Linked DNA regions of Mus musculus: all the other regions are linked to region 7. The links are chromatin loops, found by intact Hi-C in ENCODE. Cell type or tissue: left cerebral cortex. All regions are shown on one strand. Region 1 overlaps Adgrb3 (adhesion G protein-coupled receptor B3). Region 2 overlaps Lmbrd1 (LMBR1 domain containing 1). Region 3 overlaps Adgrb3 (adhesion G protein-coupled receptor B3). Region 4 overlaps Lmbrd1 (LMBR1 domain containing 1). Region 5 overlaps Adgrb3 (adhesion G protein-coupled receptor B3). Region 6 overlaps Adgrb3 (adhesion G protein-coupled receptor B3). Region 7 overlaps Adgrb3 (adhesion G protein-coupled receptor B3).

The links. A loop is a pair of places that touch in the nucleus more often than their neighbours do. Peaks named below come from ENCODE experiments on the same cell type or tissue, not always from the same donor. Only the 100,000 strongest peaks of a DNase experiment are listed, where the experiment ranks them.
Region 1: a loop joins it to region 7, with 2.7 times the contacts of the local background. A loop is called at or near these places in 2 of 42 quality-filtered maps.
Region 2: a loop joins it to region 7, with 9 times the contacts of the local background. A loop is called at or near these places in 2 of 42 quality-filtered maps.
Region 3: a loop joins it to region 7, with 4 times the contacts of the local background. A loop is called at or near these places in 2 of 42 quality-filtered maps.
Region 4: a loop joins it to region 7, with 4 times the contacts of the local background. A loop is called at or near these places in 2 of 42 quality-filtered maps.
Region 5: a loop joins it to region 7, with 6 times the contacts of the local background. A loop is called at or near these places in 12 of 42 quality-filtered maps.
Region 6: a loop joins it to region 7, with 4 times the contacts of the local background. A loop is called at or near these places in 5 of 42 quality-filtered maps.

What each region holds. Positions count from the first base shown.
Region 1 is chr1:25,633,140-25,637,139 of GRCm38, reverse strand. All of the region lies in intron 2 of Adgrb3 (adhesion G protein-coupled receptor B3), which reads left to right. Among named protein-coding and RNA genes, the nearest start is that of Gm25294, 180 kb to the right of the region's middle. In left cerebral cortex, no CTCF peak of the experiment used is centred here; no DNase peak of the experiment used is centred here.
Region 2 is chr1:24,728,196-24,732,195 of GRCm38, reverse strand. Lmbrd1 (LMBR1 domain containing 1) reads right to left here. Exons shown (of 16, transcript NM_026719.2): 8 at 3,525-3,650; 9 at 297-449. Among named protein-coding and RNA genes, the nearest start is that of Lmbrd1, 52 kb to the right of the region's middle. In left cerebral cortex, a CTCF peak has its summit at 2,202; DNase peaks (open chromatin) are centred at 1,872 and 2,156.
Region 3 is chr1:25,224,990-25,228,989 of GRCm38, reverse strand. It overlaps Adgrb3 (adhesion G protein-coupled receptor B3), which reads left to right. Exons shown (of 31, transcript NM_175642.4): 17 at 443-569; 18 at 2,167-2,270. Among named protein-coding and RNA genes, the nearest start is that of Gm20172, 51 kb to the left of the region's middle. In left cerebral cortex, CTCF peaks have their summits at 688 and 1,974; DNase peaks (open chromatin) are centred at 186, 927 and 2,010; H3K4me3 peaks cover 2,753 bases; H3K27ac peaks cover 1,626 bases.
Region 4 is chr1:24,718,268-24,722,267 of GRCm38, reverse strand. All of the region lies in intron 7 of Lmbrd1 (LMBR1 domain containing 1), which reads right to left. Among named protein-coding and RNA genes, the nearest start is that of Lmbrd1, 42 kb to the right of the region's middle. In left cerebral cortex, CTCF peaks have their summits at 2,458 (motif pointing left) and 3,614 (motif pointing right); DNase peaks (open chromatin) are centred at 2,416 and 3,598.
Region 5 is chr1:25,508,561-25,512,560 of GRCm38, reverse strand. All of the region lies in intron 7 of Adgrb3 (adhesion G protein-coupled receptor B3), which reads left to right. Among named protein-coding and RNA genes, the nearest start is that of Gm25294, 59 kb to the right of the region's middle. In left cerebral cortex, a CTCF peak has its summit at 2,057 (motif pointing left); DNase peaks (open chromatin) are centred at 436, 2,035 and 2,989.
Region 6 is chr1:25,694,928-25,698,927 of GRCm38, reverse strand. All of the region lies in intron 2 of Adgrb3 (adhesion G protein-coupled receptor B3), which reads left to right. Among named protein-coding and RNA genes, the nearest start is that of Adgrb3, 130 kb to the left of the region's middle. In left cerebral cortex, CTCF peaks have their summits at 1,997 (motif pointing right) and 2,524 (motif pointing left); DNase peaks (open chromatin) are centred at 22, 1,521 and 1,940.
Region 7 is chr1:25,824,595-25,828,594 of GRCm38, reverse strand. It overlaps Adgrb3 (adhesion G protein-coupled receptor B3), which reads left to right. Exons shown (of 31, transcript NM_175642.4): 2 at 1,820-2,591. The coding sequence starts at 1,835. Among named protein-coding and RNA genes, the nearest start is that of Adgrb3, 3.1 kb to the left of the region's middle. In left cerebral cortex, a CTCF peak has its summit at 1,621 (motif pointing right); DNase peaks (open chromatin) are centred at 2,466, 2,800, 3,071, 3,744 and 4 more places; H3K4me3 peaks cover 3,899 bases; H3K27ac peaks cover 3,572 bases.

The sequences.
Region 1 (4,000 bases), 190 kb after region 7:
TTCGAGGAAAGAGGAAAAAGCACAGATTTCTCTGCCAGCATGACTATTGAGAAATACATAAGTGCTAAAGCTTAGGGAATGACTGAGCTATTGGAGGCGTTTGTCAAGGTTGTATGAAGGCATAATATTTGCTTTGATCTTCAGGTGAGAAACGGTCTTCCATCGTGCAAAAGGGCTACAGGAAAAATTCAAAGGTCCTTGAACTAAATTGTCACCAGTGGAAACGAATCATAATTTTTAATATTTTTAAAGATGCTCTGTAGGAAATTTACAGGAGAGACCAAGAAAACGTCTATCTCTAACTTACATACTTAAACTTACAATTTAAAAGTTCACTGCCAATCTCCACTTCGGTCTGCATCAGAGAAAAGAAAAATCAAACCAGAACAACAACAACAAAAAAAAAACCATAATGACTTGCTGACCTTCATGTGCATCAGTGTTTAATACCTAAATTTCCCAGAGCAAACTCGTAAATAATCTTTAATTGAATTCAGCTCCTGAACTCTGGGAGGTGAGTTCTTTGTTGCACATTTACTTCTAATTCCTAGAGAAAACATTTCTAGTTCTTTTCAAAATGTATATCATATTGAAAATTAAATATGAAATTGTGGAGCCTTCTTTCTAAAGCCACTCTGTTAAAATTGGCTGAATACCATCTTTGCATTTCTCCTCACAACAGCTCTACCCATGTCTTCACAACCACAGCAAGACCTTTGCACACGGGGACAGGTAGATGGATGCATGATGGCATAGGCTTGATTTATTTTGAGGAACTGATAACATGCATGCTACTTTAGATAATAGTTGGATACTTCGGTTTCACTTGAGTTATACAGAAAACAACAAGCTGTTAAACACTGTCTCCTGAGAGGCTCCTGAGAGTGCCTGACAGAGGTAGATGCTCTCAGCCAGCCACTGGACTGAGCACAGGGTCCCTAGTGGAGGAGATAGAGAAAGGACTGAAGGAGCTGAAGGGGTTTGCAGCCCCATAGGAGGAACAATAATATGAACCAATCAGTACCCCCAGAGCTCCCAGGGACTAAACCACCAACCAAAAAGTGCACATGGAGGTACCCACGGCTCCAGCCGCATATGTAGCAGAGGAGGGCCTGTTTGGACATCAACGGGAGGAGAGGCCCTTGGACCTGTGAAGGCTCAATGCTCCAGTGTAGGGGAATGCCAGGACCAGGAAGCAGGAGTGGGTGGGTTGGTGAGCAGGGGGGAGGGGATAGGGGGTTTTCAAAGGGGAAACCGGGAAAGGGTGTAACCTTTGAAATGTAAATAAAGAAAATATCTAATAAAAGAAAAAAAAATTTTAAAGGGAGAAAAAATGAGAGCAACAACTGGCGGAGAAGCTAGCTGGGTAACAGACGATAGATAAGGGTATGAGAGATGAGAGAAGAGAGATGGTTACAAGAATATTTTATAAATGTCAGTTTTTCACTTCCCTGATCCAATTCTAACCCTGTTTGTCTCATTGTTTTACATAAGTGTGTTTCGTCGTGTGAACAGTGCAGAGCAATTTTACATTGCTCAAATGTGAAATGTAAGGATTTGCTTCCTCTAGTAGTATTTCTCTATGGACCTGGATTCGGGGAGTTTCACCCTTCCTTTCACAGTGAGCCCAGGGTCCCCGCATATTTGTTCACTTTTCTTTTAACTAGATGATTTTCATAATTATTTGAGCTTTTTAATTTTTTTCTCAAAACACCTTGTAGACAATGTATGGTCTCTGTTGTTTCGTTGAGAATATGTGTCTGTAACCAGGAAACAGAAACGGCTTATCCTTGTAGAATGTTTATAGAATTTTTGGTTCATTTCCCCATAGGCAGATACAGTCTCAATCTTCCTCCATTGAGTATTGGAACTGTATGATATTATTCTTTTACTTTGTGTTTCTAGGGATCCTGTGAGTCATGTTGTTCAGTTGGTTGTATAGGCTGCATGAAAACTGGCCACTAAGTAACAGATTAACTTGAAATGTAGTACGTCCTTTAATGTGTAGATTCATTCTTTATATGGGAATGATTGCAGGTTTAAAATACATTCCTTGCATTTGGGCAGTCTCTAATTTTTGGACGTGAATTCTATTTTTGGTTTATTCCCTTGAGATCATTTTCACATCTACTTGATTGTTTCATTTTAATCCTTTTTATTAGTAAAAAACTAAAGCTCAGTATACAAACCCCACTGGTATCCTTCATATAACTTACTTGACTTTCATTCAAGCCAGTCTGGTTTTAATATATCTAATCATGTACTGCTATATAAAATGGATTGGGTTCTCAATCTTTGCTTAGAAGTCTTTAATTTTAGTTTTACATGGTTGTTTCACTTTGCCATTGAGTTTGTCTTGTACAATTCCTATTATTAATATACTATTTTGTAATGTAACACTGGAGCCGTGCCTTGTTTGTCTACTGTTGGAACCTTAACCATCATTTCTTCCTCTGTTTTCTTTCTGCCCTGCAAGGAGCTCTGTGGAGCATTTCTTTCTATTCTAGAGAAATATTGCTGGCCTGTTTACTTTCTTCCCGTACATCTCAGACTAGTTGTCTTTCATAGCTATGGTCGGAATGTGCTTTGTCTCTGTGTATCTGATTCATTTTTATCTCCAGCTGCGTTTCTTACTAACCTTATCTTTTATTTGACTGTTGTATTCATCAATCTTACATGAATGCTGTTAGAAAATATTTTCAGCACTTAAATTGTTTCTACTCATTTTATTTTGTGAAGAAAATCCTGACATTATGAACCTCTTCACCACATTAACACAAAAGGTTCTGTGTTGATAGTCTAGGTTCTGTGTATACATTTTATAATATTTTCCCACAGGTAACCCTTAGTTTACCTGATTATCAACTTTCCGATGCAGTTATGTTGGTTGATTCACGGCATCGATTTTTATTAATGGTAAAATCTCTCTCATGTTTAGGAATATTGGTAATCATAGCCCTCAAAAAGCTGATTAATAATGTGTCAGTTACAGAATCATTCTACAGAATGAATTCCCGAGTCAAAAAGTATGCCCCTCCTTAGAATTGGGAACAAAACACCTGTGGAAGGAGTTACAGAGACAAAGTTTGGAGCTGAGATGAAAGGATGGACCATCTAGAGACTGCCATATCCAGGGATCAATCCCATAATCAGCTTCCAAATGCTGACACCATTGCATACACTAGCAAGATTTTATCGAAAGGACCCAGATGTAGCAGTCTCTTGTGAGACTAGGCCGGGGCCTAGCAAACACAGAAGTGCATGCTCACAGTCAGCTATTGGATGGATCACAGGGCCCCCAATGGAGGAGCTAGAGAAAGTACCCAAGGAGCTAAAGAGATCTGCAACCCTATCGGTGGAACAACATTATGAACTAACCAGTACCTGGGAGCTCTTGACTCTAGCTGGATATGTATCAAAAGATGGCCTAGTCGGCCATCACTGGAAAGAGAGGCCCATTGGACACGCAAACTTTATATGCCCAGTACAGGGAAACGCCAGGGCCAAAAAAATTGGAATGGGTGGGTAGGGAAGTGTGGGGGAGGGTATGGGGGACTTTTGGGATAGCATTGGAAATGTAATTGAGGAAAATATGTAATAAAAAATATTAAAAAAAAAACAAAAAAAAGTAAAGCATCAATCATTCATTATGGAGATATACTATGCTGCATTAGGGTGGTCTTTAAATGTATCTGAAATCTTTCTCTTTATGGAAGTAAAGTCCTTTGTAATCTTTCAGCACAGTAAATAGATGCTATCATGCACTTCTTAATCTCACAGAGACAGTTCTTTTTCTCCCATTGTCAATTAACAAAAACATAAGAATTTAATTTTCATTACTTAATGTATCAGAGGATGGCCTAGTCGGCCATCAGTGGAAAGAGAGGCCCATTGGTCTTGCAAACTTTATATCCCTCAGTACAGGGGAACTCCAGGGCCAAGAAGTGGGAGTGGGTGGGTAGGGGAGTGGGGGGGGGGGATGAGGGACTTTTGGGATAGC
Region 2 (4,000 bases), 1.1 Mb after region 7:
CATACAACCAGAGCACAGACCTGCAGAATATGTTCTGGCTTCTTCTGTCACTTTCCCTTCCTCCCCTTTGCATTTCCTAATGACTCACTGCACAGGAGTCCGTGGGTCTCTGATGTTACAGGCCTTGTTCAGACTACCAGCCAGAGAGCTGTGATGCAGCCTGGGTTACTTCAGCTCCAAAGCCCAGGCTCGAGAGTGTCATGGCACTGCCGCGCAGGGAGACTCACCTCTCTGAGAGGTGCTACAGAAGGCCTTGCAAGAGATTTGACTGAACTACTTTATAAAACTCCATTTACCTTCAGGGGGCGCAGGGCACCACAAAATTTCGTCCACCAGCTGTTTTCAATGAATTCCAAGTGCCGCTCTCTTTTCCTAAGCGTTCTTAGTCTTTCTTCACATTGCTTTAAGGCACGTCTATCCCTCGCTGGCAAAGGTCGACCATCTTTGCTCTACAAATAATAGAACAAAATCAAGTTTTTCCTTCCCTCCTTTCAAATCATTAAAGTCTTAACAAAATACTCACAGATTCAGCAGATCAAGCAACCTCTGTAAGGTTGGAAATTCCACAATTCCATCAACAGATACTGCCATTTAACAGACACAGCCTGGCCAAGGTCTGTGTTGAAATGGACCTGCCTGATGTGTTTCTGCAGTATTCCGAATATGTGCTAAAGATATATGAGCATAATGACTCATAAAAGTATCCCATAAAAACAAACCCAGAAAGGATGAAGAATGTACCATACATTTTTCTGCTTTTAGCAGAAGAACAAATATTTACTTAGGACTCTATTTTAAAAATGCAAAACGCCAAGTACAGGAGGGTGCCGCACTGTTCCTATTAAGGTACAAAACCCACAACCTACAGCACATGCCACTGTAGCCTCAATTTGAAAGGACAAAATGAAGATAATAGCCGAGAACCCCTTGAGAGGAGCCTCTCAGTTAGAAATGTGTCTTCCCGGTGGTACCCGGCACCCTGAAACCAACCACCCTTTTTGCATAGCTTATCAGAGGGAGCTCAGAAGGCCACAGTGTGGGACGGGGCATCAGGGTTACAGAGGATTCAGAGGGAAGAGTGATTCTAAGAAGAACCTAGCTCGGACCGTGCATGTTCCTGCAGACAGCATATCCTTCAATCTATGGAAGGCTACTGCTCAACCTGAGATTCATACTGAGCGTATGGAGCAGAAAGACAGGAAAGACAAAAAGTCTGGGGAGTACAGGAGCACAAGGAGCTCCAAGCTGTGAGCCAGATCGCTACACATAAGCATCCTTAAGTGTTTCTGAGATCGGCACCGCTGCAGAGAGATCATGGGCTCTCACCAAGTGGTAGGAAAGGGGCTGGAAGGCAAGTCTCTGCCTGCTGAGAATTTCAACAAGTAATATTTTAAACTTGAAAAGATGATACCTGAAAGGACATGTACTGTCTGGTTTTGTGTCAACTTGACACAGGCTGGAGTTAACACAGAGAAAGGAGCCTCCCTTGAGGAAATGCCTCCCTGAGATCCAGCTGTAAGGCATTTTCTAAATTAGTGATCAAGGATGCGAGGGTCCATTGTGGGTGGTGCCATCCCTGGGCTGGTAGTCTTGGGTTCTATAAGAAAGCAAGCTGAGCAAGCCAGGGGAAGCAAGCCAGTAATGAACATCCCTCCATGGCCTCTGCATCAGCTCCTGCTCCCTGACCTGCTTGAGTTCCAGTCCTGACTTCCTTTGGTGATGAACAGCAGTGCAGAAGTGTAAGCTGAATAAATCTTTCCCTCCCAAACTTGCTTCTTGGTCATGATGTTTCTACAGGAATAGAAACCCTGACTAAGACAGGACGGTTCCCTGTGGGCTTGGAAATGGCCACCAAAGGAAGTGCTTTTCTAGGTAGTCAAAAAGACACACAGAGGCCACTGCATATGTGGTTCAGGGGACTGGGCTGTATCTTGATCTGGCATCAGAAGGAGGTGTTGTACTCATAATGGTGGTTCTGAAAAATTTAAGATGCATCAGTGAGTAGGTTATGAGGCTTACAGCAGGGTTCAGGAAGTCACGGAGCCCAGGTAACAGTAGCAGGGTTGGTATTTCTACAGAGAGCTCCTGAGCAGGCTATTCATGAAGTTGTAAAGGTAAAGCCTAAATTGAAATCGAAACCTCGGGATCCTGGAGATGACAGCGATGCGAGACATCTGCTGGGGAAGGCTGGAGATGCGGAGTAAAACAGAAGCGAAGGCACACACATGTGCCACCAGTGACAGAGTCGGAAGAGCAGAGCCATGCCAAGCTCTTGTCACAGATGATGCTACCAGGAGCCCTAGATGCCAAACACGGAACTTCTGGTTTGGTGTTTGTCCTCTTTCCCTGTATCTCCCTGTTCTTCCTTTTTGCAATGGGGAAGTTCACGCGTATGCCACTGTGTGGTAGAACTGCCAGCTTTATTACTTTACAGGGTCTCGGGTGAAGAGAGCATGCCCCTTCCCCCAAGACTTTGCATTTTAGCAGCACTGGGACTTTTAAAGATAGACGAGCTGCATTTCATAGTGTGGCATGGGGGTAGAATGTTATGGGTTATGGTGATCTCTTGGGCATCTATAAAGGCTAGCCTTTTGATGATTAATTTCATCGTGAATTTACTGCATTAGGAAAGCACAAAGAGCCTGGATAAGACACACTTTGGGGTACGTCTACAAGGACTATTCCAGAATTAACTGAGGAAAATCAGACTATCCTTAAACACAGCCAGTACCACCACATGGCCTGGGGTCCTTGGACTTAATGAAAAGGTCAAGGGAGAAAGCCTGTTCTCTGAGCTGACCCACTCAGGTAACAGGCAGTCTCCTACTCTGAATCAGGAGCGGCTCCAGGTCCTGTCAGGTGTGACCCACTCAGGTAACAGGCAGTCTCCTACTCTGAATCAGGAGCGGCTCCAGGACTGTCAAGTGCTTGGTTCAGTGAGGAAGGGTGCTCACTGTTAGCCTGACGGCCTGACGGCAGCCCCACAACTCACAAGGTGAAACAGGAACTGACTCCCATACGCTGTCCTTTCCTTCTCCATGTGTGCTGTGGCATGTGCCCCCCGCCCAGGTGAACAGATAAAAAGAAAACACAGGAGTTGCTTGGCCAACAGCAGTGTGCCCACCTGATGTTAAAAGCCCTTCTAGTTGTTAAAAAAGAATTGTGTGTCTGTGACATTTGAAAAAGACTTGGGATGAAAAACTGTTATCACGTTTTAGAAATACAATTACCTCACATGATTAAACGTAACCTCAAACTGTTCAACAAATACCCAAAATTTGACTTCAACAGAGGCAATGAAACACCTTACACATAAAATCAGGGTGACTGAAAATGGTAGATGTCTTGGTCATAAGCATCCTATGTATTCTCAGAAAATGAAAACATAACATAATTCTTGAATCATTTGTTGCACGAAATTTAAATAATGTAATGGGTTCTAGGTTTGCCAGTGGCAGAGAAGCATCTTGAAGGACCACAACGGCAGGGTGACGCCACGCTTCCAGCGATGAGGCAGAGCTTACCTTGGATCGAATCGTCTGAATGTGCTGCTCCACTTCCTCGATGTCCTCCGTGTTCTCCAGGCGCTCGTAGGCAGTGCTTCTAGTGCCTTTGATTAGGTTTAAAGGTAATGCCGACATGCCGTACGCCTGAAACAGATGATGTGTAAATGTTTTTATAGAGCTACTCAGACATCTAATACACAATTTTCAGGTTCAAATTGGTGTCCCTTCGGAGTAATGACTGGCAAGTGAGCGTCAGTGAACAAGGAAAGCCGGTCACCAGGCGGTGTGCCCATGTGGCCCTCAGCAGGCTCTCAATTGCCTCGGAGTTCTTCTCTTTACCCCAGTTACATGTGTACAGGTATGTTATTAAAACAAATTAGTCAGACTCTATCAAAGTGATAAGTTACAACTTCAGACTAATCAAGTTAATATAGTAATAAGTTAGTACAAAACCTAGCAACATGTTTTTTTTTGTAATTTTCTCTAATACATAG
Region 3 (4,000 bases), 600 kb after region 7:
TTTTAAAAGACAGCATTCACGGTCCAAACCACGGGCCTGGAATCAGAGCTGGTATGAAAATATGAAAAGCCTCTTTACACTCTGAGTGTTTGAAACGATCCGATGAGCATAGCAAGTGTCTGCCAACGCTCGGCGGCTGCTGGTGCCGCTGCCGCCGCCGCTGTTTCTCGCAGAGGGCTGGACAGAGCTAGTCCTGATTTCAGCACCTCCGGCGCTGGACAGCTCTCTGCACGCCGCACCACCGCCTGCTTGCTTTTTTCCCACTCTCGCTTTGCATTACTGGAGATGCATCTAAATTACGTCCTGTTCAACAACAAGTAGATTTTTTTTTTCCTGTACGGGAATTACAGTAGGCGATTCTCTCAATTAAACTGCATTTTCTTCTTTACGGACTTGGCTGTCAGGCGTATTTATCCCGATCTCCCCTCCACCCCCTTTGCAGGAACGAGTCTTTGGGAACGTGGTCCACCCAGGGATGTAAAACTGTGCTTACCGATGCATCCCATACGAAATGCTTATGTGATCGGCTCTCTACCTTCGCCATTTTGGCTCAGCAACCTAGAGAAATAGTAAGTAACAAAGGGAAAACACGGCTTTAATGCAAAGGCAGGGACATTGTGGCGAGTGTTTCTCCAGGGAACTGCATTTCAAAGGGGGAAATAGAAAAGGTTGCAGGGTGGCAAAATCGGGTTGTTCTCCTCAGCTACAGTAGCTTGGCGAATTGAATTCTAGTTGGTGTGCGATAACTAAATCCTACTCAATTTTATGTCTTATAACTTGGCATTTCTGTAGTATAGTTTTGGAGATCTACTCTGATATCAGTAATATTCTGCAAACTTTCAAATAAAAATAATTGCCAACTCAAGGTTTATTTTAAAACTGGAATGCTGTTCTAGGGGAAATTGTGACAATGCTGTTAGGAGTAGAAAGAAGACCCCAGCCACTAGAGCTGAACACATTGCAGATCTGCATTGGATATTTCCAGCACAGGTTTTCTGAGGGTGTCCTTGGATACATGTGTATTTTTAAATCGAATTAAGTTTTCATGGAGACATGGTTGTTTGGAACTGTAAAATCATTCCTTAAAAGCATGTAGATTTTTGCAAAGGAAGAAAGAAAAGAAAAATTAGTTTCTGAAAGAAAGAGCTGTACAGAGCAGTCTAAGAGAAAAATAATGTTCTCACCAAATGTATTTTGAGAAAATTTTACAGAAAATTAAAATAATGACAAATAGATACTCTGATATATAAGACTTTCTGCCTGAATCTGGCCTAAAAGTATCACTACTTTTGCTTATTTTAATGATACGTATACCTAATAATTTGATACAAATTTTGTGACACAGTTAACCATACAGTGTATTGCTTCAAACTTCTAATATAAAAATTTATGAAAACCAACTGAATTCATTAGTTATGGTCATGCTACTGTCTAAGAAAGGAAGAAGCTATTTGGACCAGTGGGTATTAGTACTGTTTATATATGTTTTTAAAGATATAAGCTTATTTTTCAAGGTCATGGTTTTAGGGACTGATAGTGGCACTATGCAAATTATCTCCACATACTTTGTTCATAGGGGGAAATATAATTGAAGGGCTTAAGCATAGCATCCTATTTTCTTCTGTATACTTGGAAGCCAAGCAAGTGAAATTTCATGTGAGAATTCTTGACTCAGAACAAAGTTGTCAAAAGTCAGAAAGTTTCAGATTTTTCAGTAACTGTGCACCAGATTTGGGTAACATAAGGATTTATAAATGGGAGTAGCAAGATAAATCTCACCAAGAATCATATGGAGAAATAACTAAACTGTACTTAGTTAAAAAAAAAAACCAAATGAACATGCTGCTTCAGATTTCACTCAAAGTCTCACCTATGAGTGATGATTACGTTATAGCTTGGGGTCTTGGAGACAACTCTAAGTGATGGGCTGTAACCAAGCATTTGAAACTCTAAGGCTTTCTTACTTCACAGTGTGAGGGAAGGGGGAGCTAGTCCTTGTAGAGCTTCAGGATGTGTGAACTGAGTGTTCTGTGGTTAAGTATCTGGTAACTATAACAACTATCTGTGCTATTCCTGAGTGATCACTTACTTTCTCTGAGTCTAGAATTTTATTTTTTGTTCATGTAAATTTTCTTTTTCTTTTCTTCCCCCCCCCTCAACTTACAGGTCATGGAATCCTCTGGTACCCCCTCAGTTACCCTCATAGTAGGCAGTGGCCTCTCCTGCCTGGCCTTGATAACTCTAGCAGTTGTGTACGCAGCACTATGGAGGTATGTAATTAGTGGGTAGACCTGAGGTAAAGAACTCAGTTTCTCTGCATTAGAACAGTGATTGTAAGAACAAATGTCTACTGTCTTCATCATATATGAGAACCAGAATTTTTATAACAGAATTAAGATTTCTGTGCTAGAACTGGAACACATGAACCATATTTATCTAATCTTCTGTCTTTTATTTGTCTGTGATAAAGATTAATAAACAAAACACGCATGCATACTTTTCTTCTAGAACATGACTGTAGACTTTGATGAGTTCACATGTAAACACAACTCTCTTCTCTCTTAAGTTTCTTCTCTGTGTGGATTATGTTTATATCAGCTGCTGTTGAACCTCAGAACTTAATTGGTACACTTGCAATCCTCTCTCTACAGGAATAGGGTATCAAGTTCTCAAGTGCCAAGCATGCTTTGTGTGAGCCTGGTCCAAGGAGTAAAGTCTTCTCTTATGTGAAAAGCAATAACAAAATTTCTAAGTTCTCTACAAAAGGTCACTTACTTCAGTGTTTGCCATGAGTCAGATTTTTGACAAGTTTGATAAAGAACATCATAAAAATATGAAAGGGGAATGTTTGGAAATTTTTCTTCTCCTATGTATTCAATTGCATCTATTTAATAATCTGTAGAGATTTAATATTTTTCTAGATAACTTCTTTGGCATTTCTTAGGATGCTAGTAAGAACTTGGCCTGTGACATTTAGTGTCTACTCACGCATTGACAATGTATATGTGTAATATGGCCAAACTTTTTAATGGATTTTATAATAATTTAACAGTTAAACATTTTATAACCATTGTCAATATTAATATGGTCTAAAATGTAATATTACATTAGTATGCAGATAATTACCTATTGTTTCCAGAATTTTTGATATATTTAACATTGTAAGAGCTGATGTGCCTAACTCAAAGTATTTTATACTTACTTAGGGTTTTATACGATCAGTAGAAATACTAAAAATCAATTACTGTTTAACAAGGAATATTTATTTAGATTAATGTTGACATTTAAATAAAATATTACTATCCTTTATGGTTTTCACTCTTTTAAAAGAGTTAATTGTGAAAGATATTTAAAGTATCAAGAATATTAAGTTTTTTATGCTTTGTGAAAAAGGAAAATATGTGTACAATGTGACCCAGGTACATGAAAGAAGTTCTGCATGCTTGTGGTGATATTGTCCGGCAGGATAATACTTATAGAGTGGCCACACTGATACAGGAAGAGAGGAAATAGAAAAATACCTAATGTAGATATGATACTGTAGAAAACACAAGATTCTATATTCAAGAGTCAATCAGTCTGTTGTCCTGTAAGAAGGAACTGACAGGCTTGGAAGAATACCATTTCCTAAATTGTATAAATGACATGTCTTTTTTTAAAATAAATGAAGGAATTTTCTAAAATACTAGGTAATTATAGTTGATATCCTCATAATTGATACCCATTGGAGTCTTTAGAAATAAATTCCATTTTTAGCAATTTCTATTCAGGTACCATTTCCACCTTCTGCTACACGCCTCCCCCACCCTCCCTGCCCACCCCCATACACTTAGAATAACCAATGTAAATATATGATATATTTGTTTATCCACATGAAGTTTTCTAAACTTCAGAAAATGCAGCATAGTCACTTACTAAAACAGAATTCTAGGAATTTCTGAAATCATTAAAGAATCTATTAAAACCTGTCCTGAAGTTGAGAATTACAGAAATGAGTACC
Region 4 (4,000 bases), 1.1 Mb after region 7:
CCATCATCATGAGATATGCTTTTAAATCCAGGTCTACCTTTTCAGGTGTGTTAGGGTGTCCTGGATTGGGCGAAGTGGGCGTTCTGGGTTCTGATGATGGTGAGTGGTCCTGGCTTCTGTTAGTAGGATTCTTACGTTTACCTTTCGCCATCTGGCAATCTCTGGAGTTAGTTGTTATAGTTGTCTTTGTTAAGAGATTGTTCCTCTGTTGATTTTGTTACCCTCTATCAGCAGGCGTGGGAGACAAGCTCTCTTCTCTGAGTTTCAGTGGTCAGAGCAGTCTCTGTAGGCAAGCTCTCCTCTTTCAGGGAAGGTGTACAGTTATCTGGTGTTTGGACCTCCTCCTGGCTGAAGGTGAAGGCCCAAAACAGGATCTTTCCCAGAAGCTGTGTTGCTTTGGCCAGGAAGGTGGCCAGTTGTCTGGAGTCGAAGATGTCGCCGCCTGAGAAGCTCTGTGGCTCTTGTCCGGAAGGAGGCCGGCCGTCTGGAGCTGAGGATGGCGCTGCCTCAGAAGCTCTGTGGCTCTTGCCGGGAAGGTGGCTGGTTGTCTGGAGCTGAAGATGGCGCCACCCAGAAGCTCTGCGACTCTCGCCCGTCCCAGAAACGGCTGGCACTCTGTATTCCACACGGTCACCCGTGCAGCCTGCCCTCCGCGGAGTCCCGGAGCCAAGAAGGCTCCCGCCGGCGCCTGTGCCACAAACCTCTCAGGCCTGGCAGACCCCCGTGCTCTCACCAGGAAGGTGGCCGGCTGTCTGGAGCTGAAGATGGCGCCGCCCAGAAGCTCTGCGACTCTCGCCCGTCCCAGAAACGGCTGACACTCTGTATTCCACACGGTCACCCGTGCAGCCTGCCCTCCGCGGAGTCCCGGAGCCAAGAAGGCTCCCGCCGGCGCCTGTGCCACAAACCTCTCAGGCCAGGCAGACCCCCGTGCTCTCACCAGGAAGGTGGCCGGCTGTCTCTGTATTCTTCTAATTACACCACCAGGGCACCTGACTCAGTCTCCCCGGGAGTTAGGAAGGGGCACGAGGCTGGGCTCCCCATTCTGTGCAGGAAAGCTGTGAATTCTTTAGCGTGTTAACTCCAGCACTGTTTCACTGGGAACCTACGGCTTTAGTTAGTATCTGGGACATACTCTGGATTCAGTCTACTGTCCAAGCCCAGGGTGTGTTCATTTAACTCACTGTTCTGCTGGTCGGACTTAGTCCAAATCCATCTTCAATGCTGCTCAAAGTGATCTCGCTCCAATACCCATTTCAGACTATTATCTTCTAATTAATATCTCCAGGAGTCATGAGGATATCACTCGAAATCCTCTCACAGGACAGGATTCAGGGAAAGTGGTTCTAGGGTGAATGCAGGAGATAGGGAGGGGAACAGTACACAGTACCCACAGCTGCTATAGCTAGAGTGCTTCTACTCATCCACCCATTCTTAATATACACATATATATACATGCATACATATATGTATGTATATATGTGCGCATACATATAATATGTATATGTGTATATGTATATATATCATTTAAGATTGTGCTAAAAAGGAGTTTTACTAATTGTTTACTGTGGGCCAGGCTACTGACCGTTCTCGTAGTCATCTTGCATCCCTATCGTCTTGTTAACCTCATCTGTCCCCCAATTGCTCACCACACTTAAAACCCTCTAGTGAACCACTTCAAGCTGTGGTGGAGTGTTCTGTAATACATGCAGTGCCCTCCCAGAATGCCACTGCCTGCCTGCCTCATTAGAAAATTTCAATGCACTTCAAGTCTCAGCTTAATTATACCATGTCCGAGAAACTTCCCCAGATTTGCAAATGTGCTTTGCTTATAATAAATAACAGTGTGTGGTTAACATTCCTGGTCTGCCAGCCTTGGATCATCAGGCTTCTAGGCTATGTGGAGTCACAAGAGCAGAGACTGTTTGATGTGTTCAGGTCAGGACCCAACACTTTTCTCTCCTGTCCTTATTGTGGGAACATTTCCTAAGCTGATAATGTGCCAATGAAGATAGGACTTGATTAAAAACCTTCAGGACAAGTGAGCTCTTCATTAACATGGGAGTTATTTATTATCTTACATACACTGAGGTGTTTATTAAAAGAGCTGAAGCGAACTAACTACTCAGTAGCTTCATGCAAAGTATATTAGAAAAGAAAAGTATTTGTGTGATAACAACCTGTTTTAAGGGGACACCAGGATACCCGACCTCTTGGAACTGTCTCTGAATACAAGACAATAACCACTGGCTATTTGGCTTGCTTCTGAATTGCACGTTTACGTTTCAATGATTATCAAGAAAATTAACTACAATGTTTAGGTTTTAATAAGCTTGAGATAAACATTTTAAAATATTAAGGTTTCTAAATAATCTTTTGAATTTAACTTGATAGTTCAGGGAGGGGAAAAATGTACAAACCACTTCTATTGCTTACTACTGCCCTCCAGTGGATTTCTAGAAAACTGACAACTCTAATGAGAGTAAATTTTAAAAGCCTCTAGGTTAGCCCTAATTGCCTCCAATTTTTGTTGCTGTTTTGTTTTGCTTCCAAGAATAAATCAGCAACCAAAATGTTTAAAAACATTATCTATAAAGTTCAAACGTGTTTCCATCTTATTTCACTGATGAGTTTAGAATGGAGATTTTTCTAGGATGATGTTTCTAACTCAAAAATCTTTGATTTTTGCTAAGGTTCAACAACAGGCACATATAGAATAAGCAAACATTTCCCACGCGTTGTAAAACCTCTAATTCACTGACACACATGTTGTTACAACCAATGAGTCAATTCACTGCAAGCACTCCAGCCTTCCCATAAGGACACATACATTTTCTCATGTTTGACATCAGGGAAGGCTGACTGTGTCCTAACACTGATGACAGGGCAGAGGTCAGGACACAGCAGCATCGCTGCATGATCACAAACTCAGTCCTGGCTTCGGAGAAGTCACCTTCCATTGGGTTACACACATCACTGGTATAAAGTGTTCATCTTATCTGACACTTGCATACCTAAGCTAGCCTTACAGCACGGCACAGAGACAAACAATCCACATGGAGCAGAGAAGGAGAACAGAGAAGCACACAGAGTAAAGCTCTCTCTTCACATTCACCAGGACAACAAAATGGGGCAGCTGTCTGCAGAGCAGCATAGAGCGTTCTGTGTCCTTACAAGGAAGAGCCTCATTTAGAAGCTGTTCCACAATGTCTACCTAGGTATATGGAGGTGTACCTTTCTCCTTAAGTACTGCTGCCTTCCAGGCGGGAAGACAGAAAGCAACAAGACCATGAAAATTCACACAATGGTGTTTGTTGTCAGCAGCTTCACAGCAGGTCCCAGACATGGTTCATTATTAGTTCTCAATGGCATAAAAGGAAGTATTGTACTACATTTATTACTACAAATATAATAACTACCATAGGGTAACTAATGGCCACTAATAACTAATCTATAGCAAATGTACATAGAACTAATAGATGCTTATAACTTGAGAACTCTGGAGGACATTTTGATGTTTCCCTGATGAGTGTGCAGTTAGCACCCTTGTCACTAAGCATACCACTGGCCATATTTCATATGGAAAGATCTTTATTCAACATTTCCCCACTTGGGGGCACCAAAAAATTTACAATATCTGCATAGGTATATATCCCCAGAGGTTTCATTTTTAAAATCTGAAAGGTAGCAAATCCCTTTCAACTCAGAGAGTTTGTCATTCCCTACATTGGCTGTGTGAGGTTACACAGCCAATGCTTAAGACAGAGTAAAGGGCCAAAAGGGAAGTGAAATTTAAATGGTCAACTAAGTTTCTAAACTATATATATACTATATATAAGAAACACACTTGATTGGTAAAGAAGTGGCTGTAATTTTAATATAAAAAATTAGCTGTAAGTTCTAGGATAAGACATAATTTCCATTTAGTTGATTCTTCAGATGCAGAGTCAAATAATTTCCCACCTTGGGTGCTGCAGTTAAAATTAAATCCTTTCTACCTTTA
Region 5 (4,000 bases), 320 kb after region 7:
CAGGGACATACTCCAGGCCTTTTGGCCTTAAGTCTCATTTCCTTCACTCTAGTCTCCAAAGTTCAAGTATAGAATTCACAGTATAACAAATTGCCCATGATTAAACTCCATCAAAGCAGTTATATTAATCATTATTTCATGATAATCTTATTTATGGGCCCTTCTCCTGAATTCACTGATCTCTCTAATACATGACTACTTATACCCAACTCTTTATCTACTCTGAAACTGCCTAAGTTCTCAGAGTGCCCTCATGCTTTAACTGTGAACTTGACACAGCCTAGAGTTCACCTAAAGAGGGAATCTGAATTGAGGGTTCACGTGGACCAGATTGGCCTGTGACCATAGCTGCAGGGAAATGTCTTGATTGTAAATTGATATAGGAATTACACACTGCAAACAGCAGCATTGCCACACAGTTGGTCTAGGGCTGTATAGGGAAGCTACCCACGCATAGGCAGAGCATGTGAGAGAGAGCCAGCAAAGCAGCATAACTCTGTCATCTGTGCCTTGACATTCTGGCTTGGGTTCCTACCCTGACTTCTCTCAGTGATGAACTATGACTTAGAAGCATAAGCCAAATAAATCCTTCTGTGCCCTGACTTGCTTTCGCTGGGTATATTTTATCACAGCTATAGAAAGGGAACTAAAATGCCATTGTACCTTATTGTCTTTGCCCCCTGGGTCTTCCAGTAAGTGGAGTGTTTGTTGCATGAGTGGATTCCAGAAGAACAACTAAAGTAGAAGGAAATACATTGACGTTACAGTGTCCAAGGCCCTTTTGATTTTGATTTGAATACAGATAGATTTATTTAACTCCATTAAAATATAACCATCAAAGAAGGTCAAGTCATCTTCGAAGACAATTTTGTTTTGGCATTATTATCAGACCTGCAAATGCTAGACTCTGCCCCCTTTCTTTTCTGTCACTCAGGCACTGGGTTTCTGTCTCCAATAAAATGCAATTAATCCAAGACTTCAATAATTTATAGAGCAGCAAAACAGAATAACCATAGTCCCTCCCCTCCCCCTCCCTTGTCTTAAAATGCATTGGAATAGTTCCATTTGTTTGGTTTAACTGATTATAGACTGATTAATCTCTAGGCCTGTCTGTAACTGAGTTTTGTAGATGCACCAAGAAACAGTTCTAAAGTAACTTTATCCTTACCCTACTTAGGACATGTGCAGATCACATCAGGATATCCTACCCAGGAGTCCACAGGCTTTTAGTAAGCTGTAAAAACCCTAAGTCAATACCTGCCATCCTGAAAACATTTGGACTAAAATTTAATGTGACTAGAGGAGCCAGCCTCTTTCTGCTGCTAAGTAGAATGAATGCTGTCATATCACATTTCACATGTTAACACACACACACACACACACACACATACACACACACGAGCACGCACATGCATGAGTACACAAAGGCCATCTGTATTTTGATGAATAACTCTCAATCTTTGTAATCTCAGAAAATCACACTATTAAAGAACCAGATCTAGCCAGAACAGACAAATGAATGAACTAGGGGAATATTTATTTATACATATTTAGTTAGCATATCAAGGTGATAGACAAGTGGGACAGCAGAGATAGGGATATGGGGAAGTGACTGAGCTGGTGAGGTCTGAGTTAGAAATGGTGGTGATATGATCAGTGCAGCAGTCCGAGGACAATGAGGAAGGACAGCCAAGACAGGAGCGACCGTGGTATGAGCTGCGATGTGAGAGCCTGGCTGGAGTACTAGACAAGAACAGTCAGGAGACCCATGTAGCCATGGAGAACAGTAAGAGCTAAGAGCATGGAAGCTGAGCTGCGGGAGCCTTGACCCAAGGATTTTATCGCAGTCCGATGTAAGCACTATCACACTTACTTGAAAATAAGAAGTTCTGCTTTCCCCTAAGTAGTATGTATTTTCAAAATATTAAGTATTGACACCCCTTTCCCCCAGCTGATAGTTGCTACAGCTACCCTCCTTGATTTTGAACATCAGTGTCTGAGACAGATCCAAAATTAAAACAATTGTCCCTCCTAGCCCACCATTGCCATCTAGTGGTTAATATGTGCAACGACCAGACATTCTGACCACATAGTGGACTGTGGGGAAGGGCACAAAGTCATGTGGATTTTCCTATAATACTAAATGAAAAAAAAGTTTCTGAGACCACTGCAAGGACAGAAAGCATCTCGGTGTGCAAAATTACTCCACCAATGGCTTATATGAGGACGAAACCAGAAAATTGCTATAGTAATACATTTTATGAAATGTACCTCAGAGGTCCTCAGTGGAACCTCAGTGGAAAGAAAAAAGGTAGAAAAGCATTGAAAAGAGCAGAGACAAACGATGTAATAAATGTCGGCCAATAAATAAAAGCAAAATGGAAGAGACCTCAGGTGTACAGACGAGACAAAACACATTCAAATGTGATCATCTTGTTAGACAAACTCGTCAGAACACTTCAAAAGGGATGAGTTATTTTATATAATCTTCTAGTATGTAATATACACAAATTGTGTGGGCTTTCACACTATCTATAATTTCCCATTTTAAAGTATGCTATAATCATTTGGGAGTGGGTTTACATAAATACAATAATCATCTATCAACAATAGTGCCCAAAATGGTAACTACCTAAATTTGTGCTAAATAAAATTAAATACAATTTGAAATACAGTCCTCATACCCACCCAGAGCATTTTTTATTTTGGAATTCATGGGCAAATCTGGTCAACGACCACTGCATTAAATAATAAAAGTAAAGGTCTCTTCAATCATTTCAGAAATTTCTACATGGGTGCTTTTGCTCACTGGAAATGATTCAACATGTGTATTTTGGGCACCTACTATATGCTAAGCACCAGTGAAGTTCATTTTAGTAGACAAAAGAAGTAAGCAAAGCAATTTTAGCATCCAGAAAAAGTTCTGTCTTGGAAATGGTACTTGCATAGCCAAATGTGTGCACACAGTCCACTATGAGAAATACTAAATTTGTATATTCACTGGTTGGGGCACTGAGAGCAGCTCAGTGAGTGAGAAATCGTAACTTAAGCACAGAGGAAATGTGTTATATTTTAAGTGCTACAATTAAGGCTTAGAGAACAGATTTAAGGAAAGTGAGACTAAACCAAAGAGGCCTGGAGCCATCCCTATGGTGCAGAGGAAAGGGCTCACAGGAAGTGGCTATGGGAGTAGAGAGATTCCAAATCCACCACGGAGGCCTAGAGGCTCACTCCAAGGGCTGCCTGGATGGAAGAAGTGAGGAAGCCGGAGAAAGAACATGGAAGCCCTATGTCCGGAAACAATGCCCGGTGTACTACAGCCCTAACTCAAATACCCGAGGGAGAGAGTGCTGAGGGTGGGACCATACCAGCAGTTTGCCTTTGAGGGACCTGAACACATCCAGTTATTATCAGAACCTAAGGTGGTATATTTAAACCCAAGCTCTGAACAAAACCTGAGCTTGCGATAAGCGATTCTTATTACATTTTTTTGTATGCTACCTGTGTGAACCTTGTGAATTAAGACTTGCCTATGTATGTCCCTCTATCAAAAAACAATAATAAAAGGGATGGAAGAGATACTATTTTTAGGTATGAGATGAAGAAGATGGGGGAGGGGGAACCCGAGTGTACGATATCTTGGTATGACCATTAATTCTGTGCTGCTAATGCGTTGGAAAGCAATTAGAGTCATTATAGATTAAAGTTGCTCCGTGCACCCTTTCATCATAGTGAACACACTTACCTTTGTCCTCCCATGCCTGCAAAGACACGAGGGGGTTTTAAGCACTGAGCTAGCATCTTTCACCGAGTTCTTCAGCTCATGCAGCACGCATAGCGTGGCTCCTTAAGTCCTTGAAGGCGGTGTCCTCTTCATTGCTCATTTAGTTCCCTCCTGAGCGTACTCTGAATGCTCCAGTTGTCCAGTCATCGCCCCCGAAGCCATCACAGGGTCATTCCATCGGCTTCCCCAATGGTCTCTGCCAACTAGTTTTCATGA
Region 6 (4,000 bases), 130 kb after region 7:
GGTGAGAGAAGCCTGTTAACTGACATTTGCATTTTCAGGATGGCATCGTGTGGGAGAGGGAACTGCCAATCATTTCTGCCAACATCACTCTCAGGGGAAGTTTAAATGAAGCTAGCTTGGCCCAATTAAAAGAAGCAATTATGAATAATGGAAAGTAAACAAATGTAAGAAAAATGATATTATGGATTATGGTGCATAGGCAGACTGAAAGTCTGTCATCGATATGGCTCACCCTTTATCTCAAACGCTGTTAATTTTTGATTTCCTATAAAGCCTTTGTATGCAGTAACCAAAGAGAGATCTCCCAGTCGCACTTCATAGCGGAACAAACTCTTCCACTTTAGTGGAAAAATTACAAAGCTTTTTAAAGATCCTTAATTAGGTCAATTCTACATGGCCTTTGGGTTAAGAAAAGTCTAGAAAATATTATTATACTGTGACCCATTTAGCTGCTATATAACAGAAAAAAATCTTGCAAAACAGCCTAGATTAGACAAAATTTATAACTTGAGGTCTATATTGTGCTATATTGCAGGACAAGCAATGTAAGCTGTAGATTTTTGATTGTTTGTATCTTAATACCTTTGTCTCTGTGCAGCATACACTACCATGCCCCATGATCACTTGTATATGTGTGCTTTTATCTCGGAAAGCCTAATGACAGAGCATGTTACTACTACCAGGCAGCTTTGTGTTAGACTAGCTAACTACAGTTCACATACACTCTGATTTAATCATCAAATATCTTCAAGCATTGACTGTTGATTTTATATTCAAGATGGGAAAAATGCCTACCTTCAAGTTCTGGAAATAATTGTTAGGATGTCCATTACAGATTATTTCTCTGCTCTGATGTTGCCATATAAAATTATCTTCTACCAGAAAACGAAAGCACAAGCTTGCATCACTCACTAGCAATAACTAGAAGACTGGGGGATTTAAAGCACAAGATCCAAAAACAAATGCCTTTGGACACATGGAAAATGGTGATCAATGATGAAAAGAAGAATAGTACTTTCTTTGATGCTGGAAAAACAGTAACCATGCCAAAGGGGATAGGAACAATGGCTATTTCTTTGAGAACATAGAAATTCACTACTGCGCATCCAATGTGATAGCATGTCTGTAGAAAATATGTCTAGCCATGTATCAATCAACTGATTCTCAACTGAGAAGAGAGGATGGTGCAGGGAAAGCTGTTACACTTCCTTTAGCTGAAATCTGAAGCATACTGAAAATCAAAACCAAACAATATAAAACAACAAGGAAACCTCCATGATTAGCAAGGGGGAAAAAAGAACCAAAATCAACCCAAATAAAACATACAGACCCTAATGTACATATTCTACAAACATGCCGTTCCTTAAGCCAACAGTCTGATGATGCCACTCACTGCATTTCAGAAGGTTTTTTTTTTTTTTTAAAGTGAGATCTGCCTATTCATGGCTTTACACATGGTCTTTCAAGGAGTGATGGGCATCATGCCAGACATCCAAAGTACATCTACTTCCTTAGCATCACTTCCTGACAGCCAATGACAGAGGCTTGCAGCAGAGCCAAGATACTGACAGAGAAGGTGTGTACAGCGCTCGGGACTGGGTTTCTCCAAGAAACGGGAGTAAATGCTGATATGGGAGACAGATGGAAAATGTTCATATACCACTTGCAGTTGAAAACAGAACAAAAAAACAAAACAAAACAAAAAACCCAAAAATCACATAAAGGGCCCCTAAATAAAACTAGACTTTAAAATTCCTATCTCACACTGCCTGTGTTCACACTTCAAACGCAGACCCATATTCTTCCTTAATTCTACCCGCCTTTCTTAACCATGGGGACAAGGCAACTTCAACAACAAAGAAGAAAACCAGTGTATCTGATCTAATTTATGTATGTATGCATGCTTTGAGTGTGTATGTATGCATGGATTTTAAATTGTGTTTATAAGTGCCTATGTGGCAAATATTTACATGTGATTGCAGTTGCCCATAGCGGCCAGAAGAGGGCAAAGGATGTGCTGGAGCACAGTTTCTGGCAAGCAAATTTTGATTCTGGACCAAAACAGTATACACTCTTAATTGTTGAGCCAAAATTCCAGCTCCCAGAAATATATTTAGAACACAAACTTTATGCACAGGATTATTACAACCAAAAACTGAACACATTTTATGTTTATAGATTTGTTTTCAATTTTCCATAGCTTTGTTACAAAATAATGTTAGTCATCATATAATGTTTATTCAGCTAATCTTGAGTGTTTTTGTTTTGTTTTGTTTAGTTTTGAAATTTTTCATCACACTTGCAATGAGTTTGTACAAAAGGCATACACTTTATTTCTTACTGAACCCACCTGCAGCCTTTTTAAATTTCGTCTTTGCAGGAAATATCACAGTTTTACATTGTTATGTCCAAAGTGCTGCTCCCCCCCCCCCCCACCTCCTCCACGTCCATCCCTGTGTTGATACAGAACTGCCATCTGGTGGAACCAAGAAGGCATTTCTGGTTTGGACCTAACCAAAATGTATGATCTTATTTCTAATTAAGTTTCCCATAGAGCAATGCAGGGGCAAATCAGAGGCTCTGTTTCTTGTCTCAAATGAAGATGAGGAAAACAGACATTGGTAACAATTATAGCAACCATTCTTCAGGAGCTTCAGGGCTTGTAACTCGGGGTTGATTGGCAGGCACATAGCCAAGCAGAGATCCCTCATCGATTTATAATATGTGGATAGCATCTACTATTAAAGAAATTAACGAAAATCACAGTGGAGCTAATGTAACAACAAGAGGCTCAAACAGATGCAGTAATTTCCTTTTTTTCTTTCTCCATCTACAAATCATTTAGTCTGTCTGAGTCCATAGAATTCTGCTCATGCACTGCTACCTATAGTACTTAATAAAATCACATGCTGCCCTTATATGATGCTGCCTAGGTAACATGGAGTGTCCATACCTCCAGATGCCTCATTCTGGGCTCCGCTGCAGCCTTGTTTCCTCGGAAACCCTGTCACCATTGCCAGACACTTTTAATGGGGGAACATGAGCTCAGATTGGAGGATGTATTCAGAAGTAATTTGATGTTACTGATCATGAAGAAAACCAGCACCAATAATCAATGAGAAGGAATAAGATCTTTTTGAGCAATGTTTGTGCCTCGGGCAATCTTGTCCTTAAAAAAAAGAAAATAAGCTTCTGATGTACCATGTCCTATCGTATTCATCCAAGTTAATCAAATACTTCAAGCAAAAGGAACTGTTATTATTAATATGGGGCACAACTGCAACTTCTCAGAGATGTACAGAATTCATTTCCATGATGTATGCTGCATAGCTGGATATTTTTGCATCTGGAAGATGAAATAAGAAGTAGAGAGAAGATGTAGTGAGAAGTCTGCTCATTTGAACCGTGCCTGTGGAGTGGGACAAACATTTTGAAGGCAGACCAAATTCCCTGAGAATAGATTGAAGAGTGTTTTCCCTAAAATTATTCCCACTTCTTTGAAAATGTCATCATTAAAGTTGAAGTGTCTTGTTTGATCATAGAAAGGGATTGTGTTTGGTTTTTTTAAACTGGAGAAAGATTAAAAAAAGTGGTTACAAACTGTTTTTGTTTGTTTGTTTGGTTGGTTGGTTTTTGGTTTTTGATTTATTCTTTTTTACTGGGAGAGGATTCTTTTGAGTACCGTAAGGATATCCAGACACAAGAAGGAATCACTTCCTAACATAATCAAAATCAATACCTAAGAAATGCATAATTGAGAATTGTACAGGGCTGTTGGCCTGAATATTCCTTCTTCATGGAAGGAAAGATTAAATGTTGCATAGCTGTGACCAGAACTTGCTTGAGTCATAAGTCCATGATCTGCTTATTACTTTGATAACTGAGTTATGGAGGAATTTGTGACAACTTCTTATGGAATATTCATGATATAAAACGTATGTCCACAAATCGCTTAGATTACCTGAAACCCATGGGCAAATTAAAACAAACTTTTAATTGA
Region 7 (4,000 bases):
ACACTCTATCCTGAAGAACACTGCGCAGACCTGCATTGCCTGCAAAGTGCTACAGCGTGCACACACACACACACACACACACACACACACACGAGACTGTTCCCATTTTTTTTAAACACACGTAACCTCTAAAATATCATTACCTTTATTTATTTATTTATTTACTTATTTTCAACTGGAAAAGGCATTACTCAGTGAGCTGTGTGTTTGGAAGAGAAAACGCTATTCTGATAGTCCTATCAGCTCTGGGTTTATTTTAAACTGCTGTTGTGTAGAGATTTACAGTTGGGGCTGTTTTGGCCTCTGTCAAGACATAGTGTTTGAATCATACTCTGTGAAATGCAGATCTGTTCAGGGACTTTGGTCACTGGATTGGGAGTGCATGTGTTGCTGTGTTATGCAATGGCAAAGAAGAAGGTTGTATGCTTTAGTTCAAAGACCAGACAGAGAAGGCATGAAAACTCTTAACAGTCTCTATGTCTGTCTGTCTGTCTGTCTCTGTGTATAGAATGGTGGAGGAGACTTCAGTTTAAAGCCTTTTAAAATGAACTTGATATCACTTTTATCAGCTTAAGGGCTGAACAGCAACAACAAAAACAAAAAGCATTGTCATTCATTCTGAGGAATAACTTTCTAAAGGTTAAAGATGAAAAAAATTAAGTTATATTGGGATTAATAAGTTATAGAGGTAAATATAATCAAGGATGCTTTGGTTGTGCAAAGCTGGGGCAAAAATCAATGTAAGAAGAACAACCTGGAACACTTGTTAGAAAGGCAGGAATTCGGCCACTGAAGTCGGCCAGGGAGCAAACACAATGCTAGGATTTTTCATGCACTATGTGTAAATCCCAATTTATAAGCTATGACTCTTACTAAAACCACCATAATTTGGAGAAACATAGCCTAGGCAAGCTCAGTGGCTGCAGTTCTGGGGTCCCCCACCCCCAACACTGCCTTTGGATACAGATACTAATACAGCGATCCACTTTATGCATCCCAGGAGGGCACGGCCTATGAAATGACTGCCTGGAATCTCACACTTAGTGGTGATGCCGAGCATCAGGTCTTTCCGGTCCATCTACCCATCTATGCCCTCTCCCAGATGATTCCTTCAAAATCTGACGCGTCCCCACGAATTCCCAAGTGGTTTTTTTTTTTTGCACAGGAATGTCTCACCAGTTCACACAGTGGCCCCTGCAAAGGCAAGTAGGGGCATTGGGGAGATGATATTCCATCTGGAAGGAATGATCGTCTTTGCTTTTAAAGCTGTGGCTGTAATTTACCACGATTACTTCTCACAGTCCACAGGAAAGGAATAATGCGATGACAGCTGCTTCCAGATTATCAGGTTAGATTTCGTGTGTTGCTGTTTACTGCAGGCAGAAGACTGAGGGAGAGGGAAGGTTCTGGAGTTTAAGTCAGTACCTCAGCAATTAACATGCAGGTTATTGCTACTCCAAAACAAAACAGAACAAAACACCATGCTTTCCCACTTCACTTGATAGAATGATAATGGATGTGCAGGAAATCCTGGTGGATGAATTAGGACATAACTATTAATAATCTATTAAATGTTATTTTTAAATTGAACGGTGAGAACTTGTCCATCACTACCAACCACGTGAGGGCGCTCTTCACACAGCAACTGATAATTTCCTGGCGTTATAAAATAAAAATCACCTGCCCTTCTTTTTTAAAAAGGGCTTTTTTTTTAAAAACGGAATTCTTGAAAACAGCTGGCAGAAATATTGAAAGGGTTTTGTTTTTTCAATGCCTGTGGTCGTCTGCTTGCGTCTCACTTCCTTTGCCATTCTTACAGGCCAAATGACATAGGATGAAGGCTGTTCGTAACCTGCTGATTTATATATTTTCCACCTATCTCCTGGTTATGTTTGGATTTAATGCTGCCCAAGACTTCTGGTGTTCCACTTTGGTGAAGGGAGTCATTTATGGATCCTATTCTGTAAGTGAAATGTTTCCCAAAAACTTTACAAACTGCACCTGGACACTGGAAAATCCAGATCCAACCAAATATAGCATTTACCTGAAATTTTCCAAAAAGGACCTTAGCTGCTCTAACTTTTCCCTTCTGGCTTATCAGTTTGATCATTTTTCCCATGAAAAAATAAAGGATCTTTTGAGAAAGAACCATTCCATAATGCAACTTTGCAGTTCCAAGAATGCTTTTGTTTTTCTACAGTACGATAAAAATTTCATTCAGATACGCCGGGTATTTCCAACTGATTTCCCAGGATTACAGAAAAAAGTCGAAGAGGATCAGAAATCTTTTTTTGAGTTTTTGGTACTGAACAAGGTGAGCCCGAGCCAGTTTGGTTGCCATGTCTTATGCACTTGGTTGGAAAGCTGCTTAAAATCCGAAAATGGGAGAACCGAGTCTTGTGGAATTATGTACACAAAATGCACGTGCCCCCAGCACTTGGGAGAGTGGGGAATAGATGACCAGTCCCTGGTTCTGTTAAATAACGTCGTGTTACCCCTGAATGAGCAGACGGAGGGTTGCCTGACTCAGGAGCTGCAAACTACTCAAGTCTGCAATCTGACCAGGGAGGCCAAGAGACCACCCAAAGAAGGTAAGTGCTCAGAGGCAGGGGGAGTGGGGGCTGGGGCTGGGGAGGGTTTGCATGGAAGTAACCCTTTCTGGTTCACTACTTCAGCCTACTCTTTGCTCCTTTATCCTGTCAACTTTGAAGTGACTTGAATATGTGGTCTTCTCTGTTGCATGGCTCTAAAGTGAGCTTCAGCCTTCATGACTTTAGAGGCAAGCAGAGGAGATGGGTTGCTTAGCAATGTGCTACAGAAGTATGGGTAGAGTATTCAAGGGAAGAGAGAGATAGAAATGAGACCTCAGTTGTGTTGGGGGTTGGTAAGGAGGAAAAAGTGTGCTTTTATTCAGGCTCCAGGTCAGGAAATCTACATATGATCCAAATGTAAAGTGGAAAGGCAGACTTCTTTCTGACCACGTTCAGAAAATGCTTTCCTCTTTCTTTCTCCTGGGCCTTATCCTCTCTCTTCCTGACTCCAGGAAGCACACAACAGAAACCCTTTATAGACTCAGTGACTGCCTGTCACTGCAGTTATGAGAGACCAATTTCTCCCAGGTCTTTACTTTTGTGTAGAGTATTTTGTACAGTAAATCCCCGTGCACACTCCTTGGCTGGCTAAGAAAAAGAGGTTGGAAGCCAGAGTCCCTGGCTTTTCTGCCTCTGAAGTCACCAGCAGAAGGGAGGGCTTGGTGGGAAGTAAAAGCGCATCCACATTTTATGAGTTCCCTCCTGCAAGTCTTTCCTTGCTGCTTTCTTTTCCCTTTGCTGATAACATGCGGGGGGGGGGGAGTGCTGGGGGGGGGATGTCTCAGAAATGAGATAATTGGGGGAAAAAAGCAGTACAATGGAAATGCAAAGGAAGACTCCCAACTATCAGTGACTTAGATTTTTCCCATCCTCAGAGAGGGAGCTAGCAGGAGATTTGAGATTGTGGAATATTTTTAATCATGCAAGAAAGCATGGCACATTTTGAGAAAAATGACTTTTGCTTGGGAGGTTAATAGCTATGCTCCATTTGTTAGAGGACAGAGCCAGTACATATTCTTGCTTGTCCCCTAGCCCCGCAACCGGAGAGTGTGTTGATTTCTTATGCAGGAAATGTTTTCTGATCTCCACAAAGATCCCAGTCTGTGAAAAGGGACAGCCAAGCTCCAGTCCCTCTTTCCTCTCCCTCCCCCAACAGAAGTTGCCTTTGTGGCCAATATAAAATTGACACGTTGTTGGAGAATTTTCTTTAATGGTAGCCAAGGCTTTGTAGGAAAGTGGAGCCAGCAAGAGGAAAGGGGGTGGGGATGGGCAGAGGAGCCTCGACAGCTTAATGCTGTTTCTCTGCTGGCTGAAATTAGGGGGATGGGAAGTATGGAAGAGCAATACCACCAGGGGAAAAAAAGTTACAGAATAAGTGGAGGGCAATGGCAGCCAGGAAGAGGCTGAAG